Regions from separate parts of the Mus musculus genome. Here regions 2 and 3 are each linked to region 1. Evidence: chromatin loops called from intact Hi-C (ENCODE). Cell type or tissue: heart. All regions are shown on one strand. Each heading gives the region's core, and the rest is flanking DNA. Links, peaks and the distances in the headings are about the cores only.

Region 1 (7,649 bases), core at 1,664-5,663:
ACAATGATGCCCTGTTCCCTTGAATTCAAGATGGTGTAAGAATGGCTAGTCCAAGAAGAACTCCCATGGCAGCCCTCTTTCAGTGTACGAACACACTACAAAAATAACAGCGGCAGACACGCTGCCACAGTGAACCCTCTACCACTGCAGTCTAGTCCTCTTGGAGTTAAGGGAACCACTGTGCCTCTGGCACGGCTTTCAGTCCATCTTGCTGGCTGTACATGTCTGTCATGCTGGCCTCTGAGAAGCAGTCACAAGGACATGGGAGGAAGGCAGGGAGGAGAAAGAGCCTCATGGGCCACAGGTGGTCTCAACAGTGAACCCCATCCCCACCCACCGCTCCTGAAGCATCCAGGGGCCCCTGGGTACCTGCCAATGGCCTTGGCGGGCGGCACAAAACAGAGGGGGAACCCCTCTCCTGTTGGCCCGAGACACGGCAGCTCCACGCTCCAGCAGCAGCTCGCAGATCTCCACCTTTCCTCTCCCAGCAGCGGCCGTCAGGGCTAGACAGGGACGGAAGAGGGGACTGTCAGTAGGGCCTCGAGTGCCTTATCACCTCCAGTGCTTGTGCCCTTGCCCTTTTAATCAGGGTGGGTTCTGTGATCGCCGGGATCCATTGAGCACAGCGGCAGTACACTAATGTCAAGCCCTGGGTCTCTGGAAATGGGCAGTTTGCACTGCGCTGGAAGCCAGCCCCTAAGTTGTGAGGAAGACTGAAGATCTCTGGGGTGAGACCCACGAGGACCAAGCTGAGGCCACCTGGACTTGACAGCCTAGTGGACAGCCAGCACTGTTGGGCCAGCCATGTGTCAGCTGTCCTAGGTAGGCCTCCAACTCAAGTCAAGCTATACCAGCTAGAGCCATGAGGGCAAAGACACCTTAGCAGGCCGTACCATGCTCTGTTTAAACCACAGATTCACTAAGTATATCACTGGCAGACTAGTGCTATACTGAAAGCTGGCCTCTTAGCCTTAAGTGCAAGTCCACTCAGTGAAATGCAATTATCGAGGGGCTGGAGATATGCCCCCCAGTTCAGTTCCCAGCACATACATTAAGCTGCTCACCAACTACCTGTAACTCCAGCTCCAGAGGACCTAACACCCTTCCCTGGCCTCCAGAGCCCCCTCATTCCTGTGGTATGCACATATAAAAACATAAACAAAAATCAAAAGCTTTTTCAAATAAAAAAAATTACTGAGACAATCAAAAGCACCCATCATTCCTGCTTTGCCGGAATGTAAAACTTTTTCTTAAAAAAAAATTTTTTTTTTTTAAATTATAGTGAGTTCACTGTCACTCCCCTCAGACACACCAGAAGAGGACATCAGATCCCATCACAGATGGTTGTGAGCCACCATGTGGTTGCTGGGATTTGAACTCAGGACCTCTGGAAGAGCAGTCAGTGCTCTTAACCACTGAGTCATCTCTCTAGCCCATAAAACCTCTTTTAACAAGTTAAAATCCCATATCATAAGAGAAAAAAATAAGGTGCGGGGTGGATGCCTCTTGGGTGTGGTGTGGAGTGCAGCTCCAGCGGGAAAGAGTGCTCACGTGACTGTCAGTGCCTCCCCTCCCCTCACCTCCATCCTGGCTTTTGCCTTGTCACGTGTCCAAGAAAAGACAATAGCAGGTGCCAGTGACAACCCTTGCCCTTTTAATCAGGGTGGGTTCTGTGATCGCTGGGATCCATTGAGCACAGCGGCAGTACACTAATGTCAAGCCCTGTAGGGCAGCATGGCTCTGAGCCGCACAGGATAGATGCTCCCTAGAAGGGAGTGACCTGCTGCCAGGAGGAGGAAGCAGCTTAAGCCTGTGGTGCCATTCCCGTGCCTCCTTGGAAGACTGTTTTTAAATATATCCTTAATTTCCAGCTTCCAGAAGACAGCAGTATCCCCACGATCGGGGGGTGGGGCGGTTGGGGAAGAGGTGGACTTCTCAGCTACAAATGGGAAACAGCAGAAACAAACCCTTCACAAAAGCAAGGCGGTGCCCGTGATCATATGAAAGTGCCCGGCCTCCTCAGCAGCCGATGCAACTGAGAGATGCACGAGGGGTCACCCACTCCTCACTGGTGGGAATGACGGCAGGAGACAGCAGTTGGGAGTCAGATCGGGTGAATGCACACTTGTGTGGCAGTGTTCCTCACGAGGCCTCAAGCCGGACACTACCCACACTGCTGTCAGTAGTGGGAGACGCCAGCGAACAATGTTATCATAGGGTGGGAAATTCACACATCTATGAAAATACATGCCCCACACCTAAACACAACTTGACAACACAACAGACCCATCTTACATGCTTGACTCAGTGAGTAAAAGCCCACACTGCAAGAGCAGTCTGGAGAAGGGACCTTGAACGCTCCTTTTGGAGAGAGTGGGACCCAAGATCTGCCTCCTCATCAGAGCTAGGGATATGGTGACGAGAACCTCGGACACCTGTGATCAAGGAGGCTGCTTCCCATACACTTGCATGCGTGGACCTGTCTCTCCAGGCCCCTCCCACACAGCTGCCTGATGCCTGCTCCTCCTGGGGCCTTCTATAAATACTATGCCACCAGGGTTGGCTCCTAAACCTCTGCCCATAACTACTCCAGCTTCCCTTATACATGGCCCTGGTGACTGAGGTTAACCATGACACAGACAGATGGACTAACGACAGACAGGCAGACAGAAGACAGAGACACAGACACTGCAGACCAGACAGCTGGTTCTGAGAGTGCTAATATCACCCGAGTCCCATCCCAGCCTTGTGCAGGGAGTAAGGAGCAAGGCAGGAGCCGTGGGACGGAGCAGATTACCAGGAAGACTCATCTCGGGGGCCTAGCATCTAAAGCCCAGGAAGACAGCAGGAACAGGCAGCCCCTCTTTCCAGAAAGACAAGCCGGTTCTCATGGTATTTCTGGTCCCAAGCCCCTGAGCATGAATGTGGACCCTACAGTCGGCACTGTCCATCTTTCAGTAGCTTCCCCTCTCGCTGGGGAGGTGAGGGGCATTCTGCTGGCCTGGTCCCACCAGACCACTCTCGCTCAGTGTGAGTTCCTCCTCACTCAGTGACAACACCTTCTTCTCTCTCAGGAAGTAGGTCAGCACACCTCTCCAGGAAAACGTGTTCAAGGGACTCTGTTCTAACTGACCTCAAGTCTCTTGATTTTGCAGCGGACAGCACAGAAGGAGCAAGTCAGGGGACCGGAGGAGGCAGCAGATTGAAAGCTGACACCAGCCTTTTCAGGCCTGACCATGAGGACGCATAGGCTGACATCTGCTGGCTGTCAACGTGTTCCACAAACAAAGCACAGCACACCCTAAGGGCACTGTTTCGGCATCAGTGGTAGAACGCTGCTCCAGGAAGTAGCACTGGACCCTTTCCGCTCTCCAAGGAAGTGGTAGAGCTAGCCTCAGTCCCTGTAAGAAGCCAGGCAGGAACTACAGGCTCTAGCACAAGTATACGGCACCCACACCTGCCTCTGGCAGAAAGAGAAGCTATACTGAGATGCTCAGATGTCCTAAGAAGCGCTGAGTATGGACGAGCTGCTCCGCTTTATGTGGGAAGCTGATGTCCCTGTGGGAACCCTCCCTTGATAGACATCTCCTCTGTTTAGGGAGGATCAGGTATGGATTCACTGGAGAACCTCACACGTGTGGCCTCGCCCATGTTACCTGTCTCTGTCTCACAGCCTATGCAGAGGCTGAGTCCGAAGCTTGGGCCTGTGCAGTCCCTGTGAGCCATGCTCATTTCTCTGTCATGTGCACCTCTGCCTCAAGGAGAGCAACACTGGTGTGCATGGCTCCAGCTGACGTGCCTTTCATTACAAAAGTCTGTCCCTCCCCTAGGGGTTCTGAAGGATATAAAAATTGTTTTGTTTTCTTCTCCTATAATATACGTTATCTCAACTGATCTTGCAGGAGCCCTCAAGTGGGCCATAAAAGACCTGGGTGCCAGCTGCTGCTCTGGAACTCTCCTCCACTCAGGGACTCTCCTCCTCTTTCCATGGCTGGACCCAAGCAGGAGGAGAAAGAAATCAGGGGTGCACACATGTGTCTGCACACCGAGACCTAGGAGTCCCCGGAAAGAGACAAGTCCGGTCTTGCATTTGAGACTGGATGGTCCACCTACTCAACACTCCCCCCTCTCATTTAGTGAAGGGGCTTCACCACTGAGAAACGGGGTGCCTTTAAGTCGGAATCTGGAATCTCTGCTGCAGCTGCTGCTGAAGTCTTGACAGTAACACATCAGACAGCCCTGCGCTAAAAATAGGATTCGTGTGTTTCACCAGCCAGCAGAGAAGCCGGACGTTGGAGCAGCTGACAAGCTGACAAGCGTGCCCGCCCTGCCAGGCCTGGCGACGGGGTCAGATTCCCACCTTCTTCTTTCTCCACAGCCAGATTTGATTTGCTGTGTGCTTGTTAGTGCAGACCTGCTGTGGGGGGGGGGGGGGCGATTAAGAACCTGTCAGCGCAGGTCCACTCTGCTCAGCCTCAAACCAGATCAGGTTCTATACAGGAATTCCTAAGGAGACACTGCTGATGACAGACACTGGAGCACTGGCTTCCTCTTCTACCCAGAGTGAGTATTTTTAGCTCCATCACCAAACTCCCCAGGCGAGGATGCATCTCAAGTTTCCACAGAGGTGAGGATTTCAGGATACCACATTCCCATATTCGGAAGCATGGAGGGCTACAACAAACAAACTCAAAACAAGCTATGCTCAGGAATTCCAACCATCCTGCTGAGAAAGCCAACCTTGGCCCCAGCTCTAATGAGGGTCAGTGAACTTGGCTTCATCAGACAAAAAAGGAGTGGGGGCAGGGGTGGGGTGTGAAAGGCAGGACCAGGGTGGGAAAGAGGACATTGCTGCTTTGTGTTTGGCCAATAAAACACAAGGACACGTGAAAGGAAAGGCCCCAGTCCCTGTGAACACGAGGCACTGAAGCCAGGCACAAGTGCTTTTACTTGGCAATCGCTTAACAAGATATCATCTGTGTGATTGAATTAAAAAAAAAACAAAAAAAACAAAAAAAAAAAACCAAAAGCAAGCACATCCCCTCCCTATCCTGACAATCCTGAGTGATTTCACCTTGGCAGCGCTGTCTTCTGAGCACGAGCAGATTCGTCCCGGCAGATGTTCATTTTAGGAAAAACCTAACTGACACTTAGCCATCCGAGCTCACTGAAAACATCACGGAGAAACACTCCTTGGCACCATAAAATGGATCATTTGGCAGAATCCTTTACATATTGAAGTTCTCCGGGCAAAGATTTGATTTTAAAAAAAGAAACAACTCTCAACTGTCAGCTTGCTGGGAACACAGTCATCTCATCACAGACAAGGCTGTTTATGAAGTGTTCTAACAGAGCTGTCACTCAAGCACACACAGGGTGGGCCCCTGCAGTGGTCCAGGGCTTGCGGATGAGAACCAGGGATGCTGCCCCGAGGGTAAGAACCAGGGATGCTGCCCCGAGGGTGAGAACCAGGGATGCTGCCCTGAGGGTGAGAACCAGGGATGCTGCCCCGAGGGTGAGAACCAGGGATGCTGCCCTGAGGGTGAGAACCAGGGATGCTGCCCTGAGGGTGAGAACCAGGGATGCACCTTACTTGCTTCTCAGACCTGACGTGGAGGCTTGGAGGGAAGGTGATAGAGACCACTCCTCCAAGCCAGATAACTACCTTTTACATATTACCTATGGAAAATGCCAACTGCCCTTCATGAACACCCCTGAGCTCTTAAGCAAGAGCCTGCACCTGCTGCTATACACACTTCCTCTGGCCATGAGGTCATCGTCAGCAGAACAGCCCAGTTTTGTTTAGATGTGTGTGTTTGTTTGTGCAATTTATTTCCATGTTATGTCGGCTTTTCCCATTTATATATATATAAAAAGGAAGGCAGCAGTTAGAAGTAAACAGTGGGGGCGGGGTCTCAGAAAGGCCACCTCATTGTGGCCGGGTTAGAAGCCAGTAGATTAGGAGAATTTGTTTTGTGATCTAGGGCAAGAGGTAGAACTTTGTGTAGCTCAGTTCCTTTAACCTCACGCAAGTGTACTAGACAGCGGTCTCCTATGTGCTCCTTGAGGTTAAATAGAACCTACCCTGTGGTATTCTGCAGTGCTCAGCGGCTGACAGATGTTCAAGAGCTGTTACATGCAGCTAGACTTATGATAAGTTATTACTACTACTAAGATATTAAGTAATATAACAAATGTCATCCCTCCAGCCCCACATACACAACTCCTGGGGGTGCACGTGCTAGCTAGTCTTATCTGTTCCCAGAAAAGCTCACCAGCTTGCCTGGGACCACGAAGTTAGAGAGTGGATGCCACCTGAGTTCCTGGCTCCTTCACTGCTGCCTCTAGGAGGTCTCTTCTAAAGACACTGAATTCACAAACAACGACATGTGGATGTCTTTAGAAGGAAAAGACCAGAACAAGATCCTGTGCCCCCCAAAGGGCTACCAAGCTCTCCCACAGACAGTATGAACAGCGTGCAATGGCTGTGTTCCCTTCTCACTCTGGCCATGGGGCTCCTGAGACCAGAACAGCAGAACATCTTACGAGCACATCAGTACCAATGTGTTGCACGCACATCTGGATCTGAGTCCTGCCCCACTTTTGACCCTATTCTGATATTATTTCAACTATGCCTTGGGAGCATCGGGAACATAACATCCTAAGGCACAGATGACATTATTCCTATCTCATAAACACCTTGCTCCTCTAACACCTGAACGAAGACCACAGCTCTGAACAGCTGTCACTCCCAAAGCACGCTGAGAGTGTTCACACTTCGGATAGATTCAGCTATCTGCCAAGACACCAAAGGCGTGCCTAAGGTCACCGAGGCCATGAAAACAAGTATCATGGTCTGTCTTTCTCTCCCTGATATCTCAGCACAAGATGAGGTGGACAGAGTCCTGTGGAGGGCATCACAGTGGGTGTCCGAGGAAAGGCAGGAAGGCATGTCACATTTCTAGGTCAGTGTTTCACATTCTCAACAGACCCCAGAGAGTACTGGACACATGCCTTTTCTCTAGTCTCTCACCTGGTCATGTGCTATGGGGGGAACAAAGAAAGGGTGAGTGTCCCAAATCCTCAAAGCCAAACTGTGAAACTCTTCAAAAATGCCTGCTTAACTATGCTCCAAGTTTTCAACTTAGAACATTGCTAGTTATGAAAACACCCATATACTCTGGAAAACTCACAAGTTTGAAAAATTTTTTGGTCCCAAGCATTTTAAGTAAATACACACACTTATGTGTGTATTTAAAAAACCTGAATGTGTTTTTTTGTATCCATGAAACCATTTCATACACAACTCCTGGGGGGCACGTGCTAGCTAGTCTTATCTGTTCCCAGAAAAGCTCACCAGCTTGCCTGGGACCACGAAGTAAGAGAGTGGAAAGATGGCTCAGTGGTTAAGAACACTGACTGCTCTCCAGAGGTCCTGAGTTCAATTTCCAGCAACCACATGGTGGCTCACAACCATCTGTAGTAGGATCTGATGCACTTTTCTGGTGTGTCTGAAGAGAACAACAGTGTATTCACATAAAATAAATAAATAAGTCTTAAACAAAACAAAACAAAACAAAACAAAACAAAACCAAACCCTGAATGTCGTAAGGACCAAATTGAACACAGCAAGGTTAAAATATAAATTC
Region 2 (7,649 bases), core at 1,512-5,511, 61 kb after region 1:
GGGTGGAACTGGGGCTGCTAATGGTCTCGCAGGGACTTTTGCTGGCTGCCGTCTTGCTGACACAGCTATTCAAGGTCGAGCAGGGGCTGTCGGTGCTGGGAGAGGCAGTGCTGCTTGTGAGTGTGGAACAAGGGCTGATGCCTTGACTCAGGGCTGTGCACTGCAAGGGGAAGGGAGGGAGGGAGGGAGAGAGGGAGGGAGGGGTTAACACGGCTTACACAGTATGTGTGCTTCAACACATGTTTTTGTTTTGGACGCCAAAATGATGAAACTTAAACACAAGACAAACGGAGACATTTTTTTTTAACTTCTGTAGCTAAATAGGGACAGACACGATTTTCCAAAATGCTTAAAAGAGATGTGTCTTTCTTTGTTCTGGTTGCCTCCTTTGAGGTTTCAACTAAAAGGGCAGTCTTAGCAATGCTTCAGTGGGAACACAAATTCATAAAACAGAGATGGCCAACAGGCAGACTTCCTTTCATTTAAAGCCTCAAGAAGACAAATGGGTTATTTGACCTCTGTGCGGGGAAACCTGGGGACCATGTTTCTATAATGTTTCACAAGCACGGCAGCCTGACTTTATTCCTCAAGATTTATAAGCTGTGTGTTCAGGAAAGGAGACTGGTGACCACTGCAGTCTCCATCAACGCCCTCCCCCGCCACCCTCCGCCCCAGCCATGCCTCCTCACAGAGACCCTGGGTGGAGGGAGGCAGAAGTCCCAACTCCTTGCACTGCTACTTGCACATTCACAGGTGGCGGGAGCCTGGTGGCTGGGTTCCCTGAGACGGAGTGCGTCTCCCTGAAGGGTGAGACATTTGATTCTCTCCCATTTTGTCTCTACCTCATCTCCTATCAATATTCTCTTCACCCCACTGACTTCCCCCTCACCCCCCATCCCAACAGCTGAGAGAGCACAGAAAACCACAGACCAAAGCAGTTCGTGAGAGTAACGGTGCTCTCAAGACAGAAGTACCCTTATTACAAGACGACATGTAGCTGATATTCTCTGGGCCATGGCTGTAAGGTTAATATGGACATTTTCTTAAGTTCTGATCCCTTCTGTTTGTCCTTAACAATTTCCACCACTATCCCCAGCTGAGACCCAGAAACTAACTGTTGTATTAAATTTCAAAACACAAGTGCCCAGAACTCATTTGACCAAACAGTAATGAGAGCCCCACTCTCCCACACGTGCCGGTAGGGTGCATGCTGAGCATGTAGGAAATGCAGCTTCTTCCTCTGGCATTACCATGGCTTCATTTTTGTCTTCAATGGTTATGTGTGTGGCGCTCGGGATCCCCTCTCCCAGTAGAAATCCCAGCCTTGTCAACAGTTCTTGAGCTGCTGGAGAGCAGCTCGGTTCATTATCAGCCTTCGCTTCTGGAACAAAGAAAGACAACAGTGAAGATTCCCGAATGGGGAGTTCTGGCTTCCGCATCTGGACGAGCCGGCACTCCAGCTGCCTGTCTGACGCTCTTATGCCCCCTTATAAGATGCACCAAGTTTGACGATGCTGCCCGTCCTCCAGCAGCAGAACGCTCTAATTAAGAGGCTGTGAAAGGTTGAGAAAAACAATCACAGAGAAACTCCAAATGCAAAAGGGGAAATATTTGATCTGAAAAAAGGAATATTTTCCATGTCATTATCTGATAGCATTCCAATTCCTACATCACGTGAAAAGGATACCACAGAGAAGGGTTTCTGCTTCACCTTATCCTCAGAGAGCACTCTGTCCAGTGCCACAGGAGGCCAGCATTAAAACCCAAACCGCATGCTGCAAAGACCCAGGTGCAGGAGGACGTGGGTGGCAAACTTGCTGGACATACACTCCAGAGCAGTGAGACTCAAAGCCCACTTCCCACTCAGGTGCCAATCTAAGACTCCACCTGAATCAGAGACAGTGAAAACAGTCACGGACAGGACCTAATGTACTGCTGTTCATGCCACACGCCAAAGGTTCTGGGTACACTGCACATAAAGGTGGGATGATCCAAGGCCGCTCATCTGGATTTCTGTACTAAAGAGAGCGTTCACGTTGAAAGTTACTTACATGCCCAGCTAGAGACTAATCTTGAACCCCAAACCCAAGGGCACTTAGATTTTGTCAACTATGGCTGACAAATAACTATTTTCAACATTATTCTAACTCCTCTGTCACAACTTAAAGCACCCACTGGGGTGCGATGAAACACAGAAGCTAGCCATGCTTCCTGAAGCTGGAACTTAAGCACAATTTGTGAGTCTCGAGACAATTAAGCCAGGTTCTGTTTGCTCTTAGGCTTGTCAAAACACCGAGACCTACACATGCTTGAACCTCTTTTGCCAACACATGCTTGAACCTCTTTTGCCAACATGTGGAAACCAACAATGAGCGAGGAGACTGAGGGTGGATAACAGCCATGCTGTGAGCTAACATCACCACCGCCATGCTCAGCTCTAACGGCATCTGCAAAGTGCAAGTGGGCAAAACCTTTGTGAAAACCGTATGGATGACGGTCCTCGGTTACACAGCAGTTTTGCCATGCCGTGTACCCAGAACGGCAGCTGTGAGACAGACAAGGCTGGTGACATCTTCATAATACAAAAGACACACACCACTTGCTCGCTCTGGAAAACCTCCCTGTTCAGGGCATGAAGCCTGTTTGCAAGATCTTTTTCAGTCACTCTAGAACAACAGTGGTGAGGCCGCTCTGTGTCTAGAGCCCTGATGTTTCCAGATCATTTGGGTTAAACTCATTATATCCATGGGCCCACTCCAACACAGGCGAAGGGAAACACCGCAGGGCAGGTGAACCACACCCCTACCAAAACCCTAGAAAAAGTCCCTTCCTACTAGAGACTTCAAACCACAAATTCTTAAGGGAGATGGCACTTGGGAAAGGAGGGGGGAAACCAAATCAAATCAACACAACCCAGACACACCCAAAGGCTGAGTCGGGAAAACAGGTTCTATAGGTTCCTCCCCACCCCCCACTCCCACACACAACCTTCATCCTGCAAACCTCACCCTTCTGCATGCAGTGTGCTTCGGGGCTCAGACAGCTCCTTATCTCAGGTGGCAAGATGACTGGGGGGCAGGGATGAGATGAAGATGGAGAGAGAAATGAGTGGGTGAGGGGACAGACCTCAGCAGCTTCTCTACTCCACACCCCGCCCCTCTCTTTCCAAAACAGTCTCCACACGGCTGTGCCACTGGGACTGTGTTCCAGCCCCAGAAAGTCTAGCTTCTGGTTCAACCTGAAACACTCTGGGGAAAGAGCCAGAAACTCCACCCTGTTGGCAGCTGGTCTAGAGGCCAAAAGCAGCTGTACATGCATGCTTGGCTGCTACAAAATTTACCCTGTTGACAAACATAGCCTATGGCTCACTTGGGACTCGTTTGAAAGTTCTAGATCCTGTGCAGGATCCGTACACGGAAGAGGGGCATTACTGTTCCTTGTCACTGCTACCTCTATACTGAACCTGCAGGTAGAAACCCCAAGTTTTCATGCGAGCGAGCGAGCGAGAGAGAGAGATCTACAAGAATCTAAAAACAACCAGTTGGCCAGGCATGGCAGTAAAGGCCTATAGCACTTAGGCTGAAGAAAAGGGACTGTTGTTATAGGATTGAGACCAGCCTAGGCTACATAGGAAATGCAGGACAGCAAGGGCTACACAGGAAGACATTTGTCTCAAAAAAAAAAAAAAATGAACCCCTGCCAAACAAAACTTCTCCTTCAGTCTCCATGTTCAGATGAGCTGGAAAACTGCGGAACTCCAGGCTTAATGGCTGAGTTAAAAAGACACATCACAATTCATGATGAACTAACTGTTCCCTGTTCGGCCTCGGTGTGGCGATTACCAAAGCTCTAAAACCCCACTATGGTTGAAGATGAAGAGACACACATTCTTTATTTCATTTTACATCCATAAACATCACCAAAATTTCATTTCTTCCAAAGGCTTCCCAACTGTTCTATTTATTTCTTTGAAGGGGTGCGGTGGGGGACACTAATTTTTCTAAACTTCATCTGAGCGACCGACTCCTTAGAAGGTCCCCTTCAGACTGACCCCCTTAGTGCTCACCAAGCCGTTCATCTCTCTGGCCTAGCTCACGGCATCTTCTTTACCCCTCTGGCAGAGTTACCCCACCCCCACCCCGAGTGAAGAATAACAGTGCAGGCTGGGAGAGCAGAGGCGTCTGGAAGCCCACCCAGGGCTGCTCCACTATGTTGCTAAGGTGAGGATTTTTCTTGAAGCTGCTTTGTGCTTCAGAATGATCAAACTACACTCCACTGGGCATCTCAGAACAAACAGGCTGTCCTCATCTTACAGCAAATATCAATTTCTTCATCAATCATGGGGATACTTTGCCCAATATCTGTGGAATAAGGACCAGAAAGGGGAAGTACCTAATTTCAGCTCACGTGTCCCAGATTTATGATGCACGGATGCAGAACTGAGAGAACTGGCCTCAGGTAACCCCGCTGAGCAAATGGACAGTGATGCTCTCATCAATAGCATCCTCATAGGATCCTCAGGATGGAGCCACTGTGGGAAGTTAGCCCATGCGGAGGAGAGTGAGAAGGAAGTCCATGGATCTCTTTCACACACAGAGTGCTATGCATTGGAAGCAAACATCAAAGAACAACCTCTACGCTGACTCTCTGTCACAGCCACCACCACCACTGCAAATCTTGGGTGTCCTTCGCAGTCCTTTTCCTTCCTTCTCTGCCATCTCGGGAGCCAGATAATTCCCCCGTACCAAGGCTATCAGACACCTCTTCTGGGATGACCCTCTCTCAGAACTTCAATCTCCTGACTAATGATGCGGCCATACCCACTTCCTGTAGGTTGTGAACCTCAAACCCAGCAACACGTGAGAAATACCTTCCGAACCACAGGATGGTTAGTGCCCCGCCAGCTTCTCCAGCCAGGCTGAACTTCTTCGCTAGCGTTTGAGTTTTGTTCCCCACATTCACATGTATTTTCAAATCTGCTTGTATTTCTCTTTCCCGGAAATGTAATTGGTTATCATTTTCATGGTCCAGATAGTGTCTTCTAAACTCACTATTCCAGGAAAAAAAAAAATCTGCTTTACTGCGCACACCAAACGTTCTCACTTAGACCCACACTTACAAGTTCCCTTCCCAGATAATCTCCCCCACTCCTTAAAGCAGACACTGTTAGATGCCTGCTGGGACTGGAGCCTCATCACTAACGGGATCTTCTCCCTCTGTCTTTTGGTTCACCCAGCTAAGGTTCTGTTCTGTCAGCCTTGGGTGTCTCTTTAAGAACCAACTCCTTGTCTCGGTTGAGTCCTGGTGTTGTCTTTCCGGCCTCTGTTGCATTGATTTCTGTTATTCCTTCCTGTGTACTGGGTTTGGGTTTGCTCTGTTCCTGCATCCCAGACTTTTGAGGTCCGTTATTAAGTTGCATATGTAAGCCCTCTGTGATGTGGGGCTCCTCCACGGTCCCTGAAGCTCATCTATGAGAAGCAAGCCTCTCCCTCATCTTTGTTCTCTACGGCGCACTGGTTACCGTGAACAACTCTTGGCCATTCACTAGCTATGTGGCCTTGAACAGCTGAAGCGCACAAAGATCCTAGGATATATCTGTTGATCAACTGTGTTGGATGAGGTGGGCCCTGGACCAGACATCAGGCCCTTTGTCCTTATCTCGGGCGCTTCTACTCATGGCCTACATCTTGCTTAACTTGTTGTCTCTATGACTGCTGCTACAAACATGTCAACTTCTTTGTTTTTTCTTTTTGTTTGTTTGTTTGTTTGCTTGCTTGCTTTGGTTCTGAGACAGAGTTTCTCTGTGTAGCCCTGGCTGTCCTAGAACTTACTCTGTAGACCAAGCTGGCCTCGAACTCAAGAGATCTGCCTGTCTCCTGAGTGCTGGGACTAAAGGTGTGTGCCACCATGCCTGGGTTATACTTTTAACTTCTTTCTGGTTAATTCTGGGCCACCACAATTCCCTCCTTATCTCCCAAAACCAGTATTTTGCTAACAGATTATCTATGTGCTAATTCGCTGTTTCTAAGCCATAACATTAAAGTACACCTACATACACGGTAGCTTTAAGTTCTTCAACTCGTTTACCTCTGTATTTCCCTCTCCTTTACCCCTCATTCAGCCTGCTGAGACATGTTTCTGGCTCTCTCAGTGCTGGGGACTGAGCACAGAAGCAAGGACTCACAGTTCTGAGCTACAGCAGTCAGCCTTGGGATGCAGTCTTGTAGAACTAGAACCTCAGAAACAGAGGACCCTTTTAGTGTGGCTATTCTCTTACCCCTCACTGATGCCTGACAAATAGCGATTTCTTAAAGGTAAATTCCAGCGCAGACTTTAATGTGTACCAATTAACTTTCTGTACTCTGGTCCTGTAAAATCCAATGATCTGTTTTATGGGTTTTGTTCTGTTTTGTGCTGGAGAATCAACCCAAGGCACCGTGCATACTAAACGGGCTGGCACTCTACCAGAGAGCTACCCCCAGCCTGATCCTGCTTTAAAAGGATCATTTAGCCATGCGAGATTTTGTAACATCGTGGATTGGGTCAACTGGGAAAATGCTGGTTTTGCAAATCTTAAAAATGTTGGCACATTTTATTACACAATACCAAACCATCGTAATCATTAATATTACATGAGTCTTAACTGAAAAATCCTGAGATGCTACCAAGCTCAATGTGACAAACGCCAAGTTCCTCCCCAAAAAAGTAACTTTCATTTAAAAGGTCGAGCTTCAGCATGGTGACTAATCCGTGAGGTGTCTCTCTGTTGTCACGCTTGTTTCTTTAATTGAAGCGACAGGCTCATTTCCTGCTCATTTCACCCCTTTGGAATAAAGTGTGCGATAAATGCTCAACTGTGAACGACCACAGTTTGCCAATCATTATTTCAAATAAATGTTATGTTTCGTTTGAAAAGCTGCTAGTCTGGCTTGCAATTCAAATGGTGGCAGAACGCTGTACCTGAAGACAGCTATCAGAGAGCGCGGGCGGGGGAAATGCGTTGTGCAGACCTCCTACTGCACCATCCAGAATACTAAAGAGAGAGGTACTCAAGGGTCGGGATTTAATAACACTAATTATTTTCAGTGTCTTATCGGGGGAATGCTTGAGTGACTGTTCAGTCCTGTGGCAAGCAGGCAGCACTGAAGGCTATCAGTACGCTCAAGAGGCAGTACCCTGCTCTGACAATTGGTGCTGAAGTTCTACTGAGGAACAGTTGTAACTGTTACAGAGAGTTCCCAGCGTCACTGTTCTAGTTTTCTTGCTGTTGCTGTGACACAATACCAGCCAAAGTAACTCAGTGGAGGGAAGGGTTTATGCTATCTTTCAGGTTACATCAACCACTGAGAGACGGAAGCCAGAATGGGAACTCAAAGCAGAAAAGACAGGGAACACTACTCACTTGCTCCTGCTTAGCTACCTTTCTTACTTACAGCCCAGGACTACCTGCGTAGGGATGGATGCCGCCCAAAGTGGGCTAGGCAATCCTACAGTCGATGAAGAATCAAGACAAGCCTCCGCAGAGAGGCCCGTGGGCCAATCTGATCTGGGCAGTTCCTCAACTGAGACTTACTTCTCAGGTGACTGCAAGCTGTGTCAAGTTGACACTAAAAGTTAACTAGCAAAGACAGAGGCGCATGTGTGTGTGA
Region 3 (7,649 bases), core at 1,512-5,511, 300 kb after region 1:
TCTTTTTTGTTGTCTGTTTCATTGTAGGGATGGTTACAGTTTGTCTTTCATCCTGCTGATGGCTATTTGAATTATTTCTACTTTAGAGCTGTTAAGAATAAGGCTGTTATTAGACACTGCTCAGAGGAGAAGGGGAAGGGGGTGATGGTCGGGTGAAAGTGGACCCCTCAGCTCCTCCCTGCTGCCATGTGCCATGGGCTGTGCTGTCCAGCTGTAGAGTTACTGGTACTGTACAATAACTCTAACGTGGCTTGTGTGTGGCAACCGTGGAACTGCAGTGGGAACCTCTGAATGCTGGAACGCCAGGGTCTTGGGATGTCTGTCAAGGAAAGCTTCAGGCATGGCCCTGGGTGGTTCGGGTTCCTTCTGGAAAGGTGTTGAGTTGTCAGGCTTGGCTGGCCCATCCTCACTCTGTTGTGTGGTCTGGGCAGCCAATTATCCAGCATCTGAACTTGGACTATCCAGTCCACTGCAACTCAGGCTTTCGAGAGGCCTGACAGTGAGAATATTTGAACGGTGCCAAAGGGCAGCAAAGAATGCGGTGTGTTACGAATGAACGGCTGCCCTGGGATTCGAGGTATTGAGGTCGGCGATACAAAGGACTAAGGAAAGCATGTGTGTGTGTGTGTGTGTGTGTGTGTGTGCGCGCGCGCACGCACATAACTCTGTATGCAGCAAAAGGAGCGAGCTGAGGTTCCCTAAAGCTCAAGAGAGAATGAATGGGGTAGAAAGAACCGTGCAGCAGGAGAACTGCCAGAGGGGCCCCTTGGGCTGAGGAAGTTGTTTAATGTGCAACTGGCAAAGGGCAGAGAGCAGCCTCTGGAAGTACTTACAGGACAGTGCTAGCATTGAACTTGACGCCACCAGCCTCCTGTGGGCTGTGTGCTCTGGGCTCCTAACGACTAACACAGGCACTGGAAGCTGGGGTTTGTCTCACTTGAAAGGCTTTGGTGTTTACCCCGAGGTTCTGGTCCCAAAGCACCAATTTTACAAAGCCACGCAATGAGAGGCAAGGCTGTTTCTTCAAACCCCCATGCTTCTTCACCCAGCCTTAAATAACGCCAACAGTGGGAACCATAAAGGTCTACCCCTTTTAGCCTTCTGTCTTCTTCTGGCATTAATATTCAATAAAAGCAGTGGATAAAAAAAATTCCTAAGTCCTCCCCTCCCCCCAGACATAGAGTGAATAGCAGGGCATTTTATAAGTTATTGATCAAATTCTAGTTCAGGAGAGAAAGCTAAATGTGTGGGACTGCAGAAAGAGACACTTTGCTGCTGTGTGACCTTAGACCGGTCACTGCCCCTTTCTGAAGCCCGGTCTACTGGAATAACAAGGTCTACTGTTTCTGTTCACTCTCAGTCTTAAGTAAGTCAACAAAAACGTCCTTACAGAATCCCACTCAGTACCTAATAGTTCCCACTGTTAGTCTTTCCTTTTGTCTTAGCTTTCCTTCCCGTGGGAAGTGGCTTGCCTCATAGGGCTCAAAGGAGAAACTGTATGAGCGATGGTTTATAAATGTGAAGTCCTGCTGCAGAGGTTGCTGTTGTAAAGCAGGCTATTCTGTTTTCATCACAGTTGTTAGTCACTCCTCTGTGTTCCAGACATTCTGGAGAGTCTATGCACAAAATGAACGGCAAGTTACTTGGGTCCCAAAAGCCCTTTGGAGGAGAGAGTGATACAACGTAGCAGGCTTCTGGCCTTTAAGACATTAAGTTGTGAAGAAAGGAACCCATTTATATTATGTTACTTTTGAGATAGGGCATCACTGTGTCACCATGGCTGGAATTAAAGTCATGACCCTCCTGCCTCAGCCTCCTGAATGCTGGGACTATGGTCATGTACTGCCATGCCTAGCTTCCCAGAGTTTTGACTGGGAGAAAAAGTCCTTGTTAACTGCTCTACTGCGCAAGGGAATCTGAAGAACTATCTCCAATATTCAGCTTGAAAACAGATTGGGACGAACACACACACACACACACACACACACACACACACGAGTTAAATACTCTTGTCAAAGCTATGAAAACCTGCTGGGTGGTGATGGTGTATGCCTTTGATCCAAGCACTTGGGAGGCATAGGCAGGGGTAATCTCTGAGTTTAAGGCCAGCCAGGTCTACAGATCAAGTTCAGAGACAGCCAGGGTTATAAAAGAAAAACAAAACAAAACAAAACAAAACAAACAAACCTAAAACTCAGGGACTCAGCGATTCTTAGCACTTGAGCATCATCTCTTACATTGTTTGCCCTGGAAATGCTCTCTGAATCTGTAACCATAGCAGGATATTGCAATGGAAGGCTCAGCTCCGTGTTGAGCTGCGATAGGCATAATATTTCAAAGTTAGGCCGTGGACACCATCTATGGAACAAAAATGGACTTCCAGATTTTGCCCTCTTTTCCATGGAAAGACATATTTATCCTCTCTGTATGTACATAGGACATACATGTACATTGCCAAGGATATAGGGATGCGGGGCCATGACCTCAGGCCATGTAAAGCATTCTTAGGTACTGTGAGTTGTGACAAAGATTCCCATGGAGGAAGCTCTAAAAAAACCCCACAAAACCCCATCAGAGAAGATAAATCAGTTACACGCAATCATATACCATTTCCTGTTGCTATGAGAAAACATCTGAGACCTTGTAACTTAAAAAGTGTAGCGGTGGGTATAGTTCGTGACTCTGGAATCCATGACCACGTGTGTGGGTCAGAACACAGCAGAGAACCGAAGGGCAATCTGTGTAAGAGATGGAACACGGGGTGTGGGTACACTTTATCACAACTTTCTCACTCAAACGTACACTCAGTCCCTCAGGAAAGGCTGTAATTCTCCTCTAACTATTGCATCAAAGCCTTCACCTTCTGAGACACCCACAGTAGCAGCCAAATTTCCAACAGGAGTTTCAGAATGGACAAACCATATCGAAACGTAGCATCAACCCATCAGCAAGAAGAGTGGGGAGCACCTCTTGGCTTTTGTTTTGTTTTTGTTTTGAAGTGCAGTTTCAAGTAGTCCAGGCTGGCCTTGAACTCTCACTGAGGTCATCAAGCTGGCAGTGGGGATCATGGAGAAGTTGACAGCTCCTTTTCCCCCACCACAAACCTCCCCAGGAGCCACCTTAGCCCTCAGAGTTTAGGGTTTTACTTGGGACCCAGCATTTAAAACCTGACCAAGTGTTTGTTTGTGTTCTAAGAAACAGTTTCTCCCTGAGGACCTTCAACTACACAGATAAGCATCGTCCTGCCTGAGGTTTTTGGCAATGCCGCCCTGCTAGTGGTCATTAGGAAGTGCGTGGGAGTCTGTTTTGATTGTCACAATGGTTGGTGGGGAGGAGGATGAGGCGAGACTTTATAGAGCAAAGGTCTGGGATGCTAAGCATCCTAGAATTCCCAGAATTGTCCTGCATGAAATTGGACCAGCTCCACCCCCGTGGAGCTACACCCTCAGAAGCCAGGCCTTGGAAAGAATGGGGGCTGGCCGAAGTATAAGCACATTTTAACTGTGTTCCCTTTGTGCTTACCCACTGTGTCCGTGACACCGAGATTGAAATTCCTGCGCTGACCTATAAAACTCTTCCTGATGCTCAGGCCTCCAAGCTGCATCGATGCTGTGAAGCCAGGCAGGAGCTCATGGACTGATTGCAGCCTGGAGCCTTAGAAGAGCTGGCCAGGCTTAAACCTGCTGGGGTCGGGGCACTGAACTCCAGGATTGGCTAGGCTGAGAAAACCTGGCAGGGTCTGATTATGTTTGACGGAATCACCTCTGTTTTTGGTCTTGGAAGTCTCTGAATGAACTAGCTCACACAAGGTAGTTGTCATGTGACTGATTTAAGATCCTGAGATGCATGGATACCTGATTATGCAGGTCGGCCAAGGTTAGCCACAGAGATTCTTATTACAGGGATGGCAAGAGCCAGAGTCCAGAAAAGGACATTCATGGTCAGAAGCTGAAGTCAGAGAGGTTTGTTTTGATGATGATGATGTGTGTGTGTGTGAGTGAGAGAGAGAGAGAGAATGTGTGTGTGTGTGTGTGTGTGTGTGTGTGTCTGTGTGTCTGTGTGTGGTACTAAGAATGTTCTAGAAGTACACACCTGGTTTGAGGTGTAGTAGAAGTCTTCCTTCTCAGGAGGCCTGGCAGGTCTCGGCATGTTACCTGAGGAATCTTGTTTTGTTTTTTGTTTTTGTTTGTTTGTTTTTGTTTTACTAGACAGGGTTTCTCTGTGTAGCCCTGGCTGTCCTGGAACTCACTCTGTAGACCAGGCTGGCCTCCAACTCAAAAATCCGCCTGCCTCTGTCTCTCAAGTGCTGGGATTAAAGGCGTGAGCCACCACCGCCCGACCTGAGGAATGTTGTAGCCACAGCAAACTAAATTTGAAGTTTCCAAGGAGACAGTGAAGGAGGCCCAGAAATTTTCTTCATCTGCTCTCAGCAACCTGCAGCCATGGCCCAGGACTTCATGATAGAAATGAGTGCGTGCAGGAAAAGAATCCAAAGGAGCGACAGGAGTTCTGCATCATTCCTGGTTTTCTCAGGTAGTGAGTGTGGCCCCTTTGGGTGGAAAATTAGATGCCACTTCAGGTGCATTCACCGGAGGCTTTCAAGGGTTTCTCTCACCTTACCAACACCTGCATGATCCAATGCCATCTCAGATCTTGCAAAAGTAAAAACTGGACTAGCAAAGTAAAAACTAGAGAAAATTAAAAGGGTGAAATTGATAACCAACACCTCTTTCACTGGGGCAGATCACAGCATCCACAGGTCAGGGACTCCGACGGCCATTTCAATATTACCTGAGAAGTTCTACTACAGGCCCCACAGTCTCTTGTCTTCCCGCAGAACATACATAAATATTTAGCTGCAAACTTCAGGACAGAATAAAGCCAGACCTCCAATTTATTTGAAAGGAAAATTTTATAGCAGATACTTAGGTCGTTAAAGAGAAAAAGCAGCTGAACTGGTTGTAAAACTGAAGATTAACTAAGAGTCAACATGAATTCTCTCAGATCCTGGGTAGGAAAACCAGTCATCACTCAGAATTAGATCTGTGGAGCGGGGGGGACCAGCTCCCTGAAAAGCTCTGTTTTCTCTCAGGAATACTTAGCTTGGCATAAGGAAAATGAAAACAAATTAAAACAAAACAAAACAAAACTCATTTCTGGCTTCATTTTCTCTGGAGAGTTAAAAAAGACACTTGTGTTGAATGCAGGTTTTCTCTGCAACCTCATTCTGGCTGTCAAGTGAGAAAGCCCAGTGTAGGCTCTCCAGCAGCTCCGGTCTGTCCACACGTCTCTGAAAACAAGACCTCCCATACACAGCTAGTCTCCTTTCGTCAGATGAACGTTTGGAAAGAAATTTTACTTATAGTATGTCCTACAGGAAATGGTGGGGTACACGTGGTACCCCCTACTTTTGCTGCAGTTGGATGTGAAAGGGCTAATGTGTGTTTCCCAGCACATTTTACAAAACTTTAGTACATTAAGAAGACCTGGCTACTAAGGTCGAATTCTACCATGCCTAGATAGTTCTTCTGAGATCCATGCAAAATGGAGGACTCTCATTTGCAGTGGGAGTTCCTCCTCTCCTTCTGATCTGGGGAGCCCGGTCCCAATCTCCTACTTAAGCAATGTCACCTAGTCCTTGGCAAACCTGAAAGTTCAACTTCCTCTATCCTGGTAAGAACCCACCCGCCCGGCATCACCTGGGATTTCTGGAATGCCTCTCCATACGAGGCATTGACAGTTCTTTAAATTCCAGCCAGTGATTTTGTTTGCCCTGAAAACTCCTCCCTACTCACCAAAGTTTATATATAACCCTTTTCCACCCTCCAAAAAGTATCTGCACGCAAGCTGTTTCACTGAAGATGGTCTAAGAAAGTTGTTTGATTGAGTATCGCCTAAGAGAGCTAAAATCCTTGGTGAAGACGCCCATCCCCAACTCCGCCTCATCCTTGCAGCGTGGTGTGCAATGGCGGCATCTGGACAACCCTGAGGGAGGAAACATAGGACTCAGAACCACAGCTGGTCCCCAAACTTGTTCCAGAAAGAAGCACAAACTCAGTGTAAGCAAGACTATCAGGCTATGAGACCATCTGTAAATGGAATACTTCATGCTGCATACCCACTACTGAAAGGTTCTGTGACTTCACACAAAACTTCGGTATCGGACTGACCAATCCTCACCTCGTCCTCTGACCACTGCATTCTGTGTGACCTTAGCAACAAATTGTGCCCTCCTCGTTCCATACGGCCATGCATCTCTATCTCGATAGCGCAAGGCCACCACGCAGAGTCCATCTCTAGGACTCTCAAACCAGTCTTTTTACACCATGCCCAGCTCTGTGCCAGATCTTAGATCCTGCTCTCCCTCCCAACCCTGCAGCCTCTGTTGTTTTTCATCTGTCAGTGTTCACTGTGTCTCGGGTTATCCAGGAAGCCAGTGTTAGGTTAAATGCCCTACATGAGAAGAAGTTCTGTGCCCTCGTCCCTCAGGAAGTGAGAAAGCAAGTGAGGGTGTCCACTTTCTTGTTGCTGCGTGCGGTATCACAGTGTTTTTAAAAGTGGGGGCAGGGAGGTAGAAGAGGGAGAATATGATAGGCTTTAATTTATTTTATTTTGGGGTGCCCGACCTATTCTATACCCCATGTGTGGGTTTGGATTGTTCTTTGGGTAACTAGAATCTTCCCAACTCCCAGTTTCTTTCTCATGTATTCTAGGCTGTCCTTGAACTTGCTATGAAGCCAAGGGTGACCTTGAACTTTTGACCCTCCTTCCTCCACCTCCCAAGTGCTAGGATTACAGGCATGTCCCACCATACCCAGTTTATGTGGTGCTGGGAACAGAGCCCAGGGTTTTGTTCCTGAGAGTCAGCAAGCACACACGGAAGTTACATCACCAGCTTCAGAAATGTTCGTTTACAGCATCCTACAGTCTCTTCTTCACACTCCCCATCTCCTCTTAGCACCCCCCACTCCCCTCCCCCCACTCTAACCCCACCCCACCCCCACCCCTCCTCCAGCCAGGCAAAGCCCAGCACTGGCTTAGCTGTGTTCTAAATCCACCTGAGGTATGTGTGCTCACTGTTTGGTATAAAGTACAGCCTTTCTCAACCCCTTCAGCCCTGCAGGCTCCCCTGAGGCCTCTGGTGACACCCTGTAAGCCTTGGTCACTTTGTTACTGCCTCCCCACCCCCATGGTGGTGCTTGGATTTTTAGGCCCGATCTCTCAGCTTATTTCCATTTCTTCGGAGGCCTGTGGGGAATTCTGAAACTCTTTTTGGGGGGGGGGGGGATTTGAACTCTTAAGGCCTCCCTCAAACTCTGAGAGCCTCAAGGGAAGAGATTGGCCCAGGCGTGCTTGCTGTAGGACTGACCCACTGCGGTTGCTGTTATCCGAATGCAGGCCCCGAAGGAGCATTGGCCCCTGGGTGGGGGCATTGGTCATGAGTGGCACTGGTCACTGTTCTCTGTGATTGGTTCCTGTTTCTCTTCTCAGCTGTCCCACACACAGCGCACACAGGTTTTCCTCCAGGGAACACTGCTGCTGTGTCTTGCAGAATTCCTTCTCCTGCAGCCTCTGACTGAGCAGGCTGCTGGAATTCAACAGGCCTTCACCTTTTAAGAGTCCTTAAAAGTCTCTTATTGTCGAAAGCC

Evidence for each region. Hi-C counts contacts between places; a loop is a spot of excess contacts. Peaks named below come from ENCODE experiments on the same cell type or tissue, not always from the same donor. Only the 100,000 strongest peaks of a DNase experiment are listed, where the experiment ranks them.
Region 2: it touches region 1 in a loop (2.0-fold over the local background); 1 of 42 quality-filtered maps calls a loop at or near these places.
Region 3: it touches region 1 in a loop (2.7-fold over the local background); 1 of 42 quality-filtered maps calls a loop at or near these places.

The regions. Positions count from the first base shown.
Region 1 is chr2:59,825,990-59,833,638 of GRCm38, reverse strand. Tanc1 (tetratricopeptide repeat, ankyrin repeat and coiled-coil containing 1) reads right to left here. Exons shown (of 27, transcript NM_198294.3): 20 at 370-503. Among named protein-coding and RNA genes, the nearest start is that of Wdsub1, 53 kb to the left of the region's middle. RefSeq lists an enhancer at 4,278-4,866. In heart, for the core only: a CTCF peak has its summit at 3,268 (motif pointing left); DNase peaks (open chromatin) are centred at 2,498, 3,238, 4,278 and 4,708; H3K4me3 peaks cover 1,007 bases; H3K27ac peaks cover 4,000 bases.
Region 2 is chr2:59,764,864-59,772,512 of GRCm38, reverse strand. It overlaps Tanc1 (tetratricopeptide repeat, ankyrin repeat and coiled-coil containing 1), which reads right to left. Exons shown (of 27, transcript NM_198294.3): 6 at 1,251-1,381; 7 at 1-160. Among named protein-coding and RNA genes, the nearest start is that of Wdsub1, 110 kb to the left of the region's middle. In heart, for the core only: no CTCF peak of the experiment used is centred there; a DNase peak (open chromatin) is centred at 3,252; H3K27ac peaks cover 1,977 bases.
Region 3 is chr2:59,522,838-59,530,486 of GRCm38, reverse strand. No RefSeq gene overlaps it. Among named protein-coding and RNA genes, the nearest start is that of Gm39831, 14 kb to the right of the region's middle. In heart, for the core only: no CTCF peak of the experiment used is centred there; a DNase peak (open chromatin) is centred at 3,396; H3K27ac peaks cover 440 bases.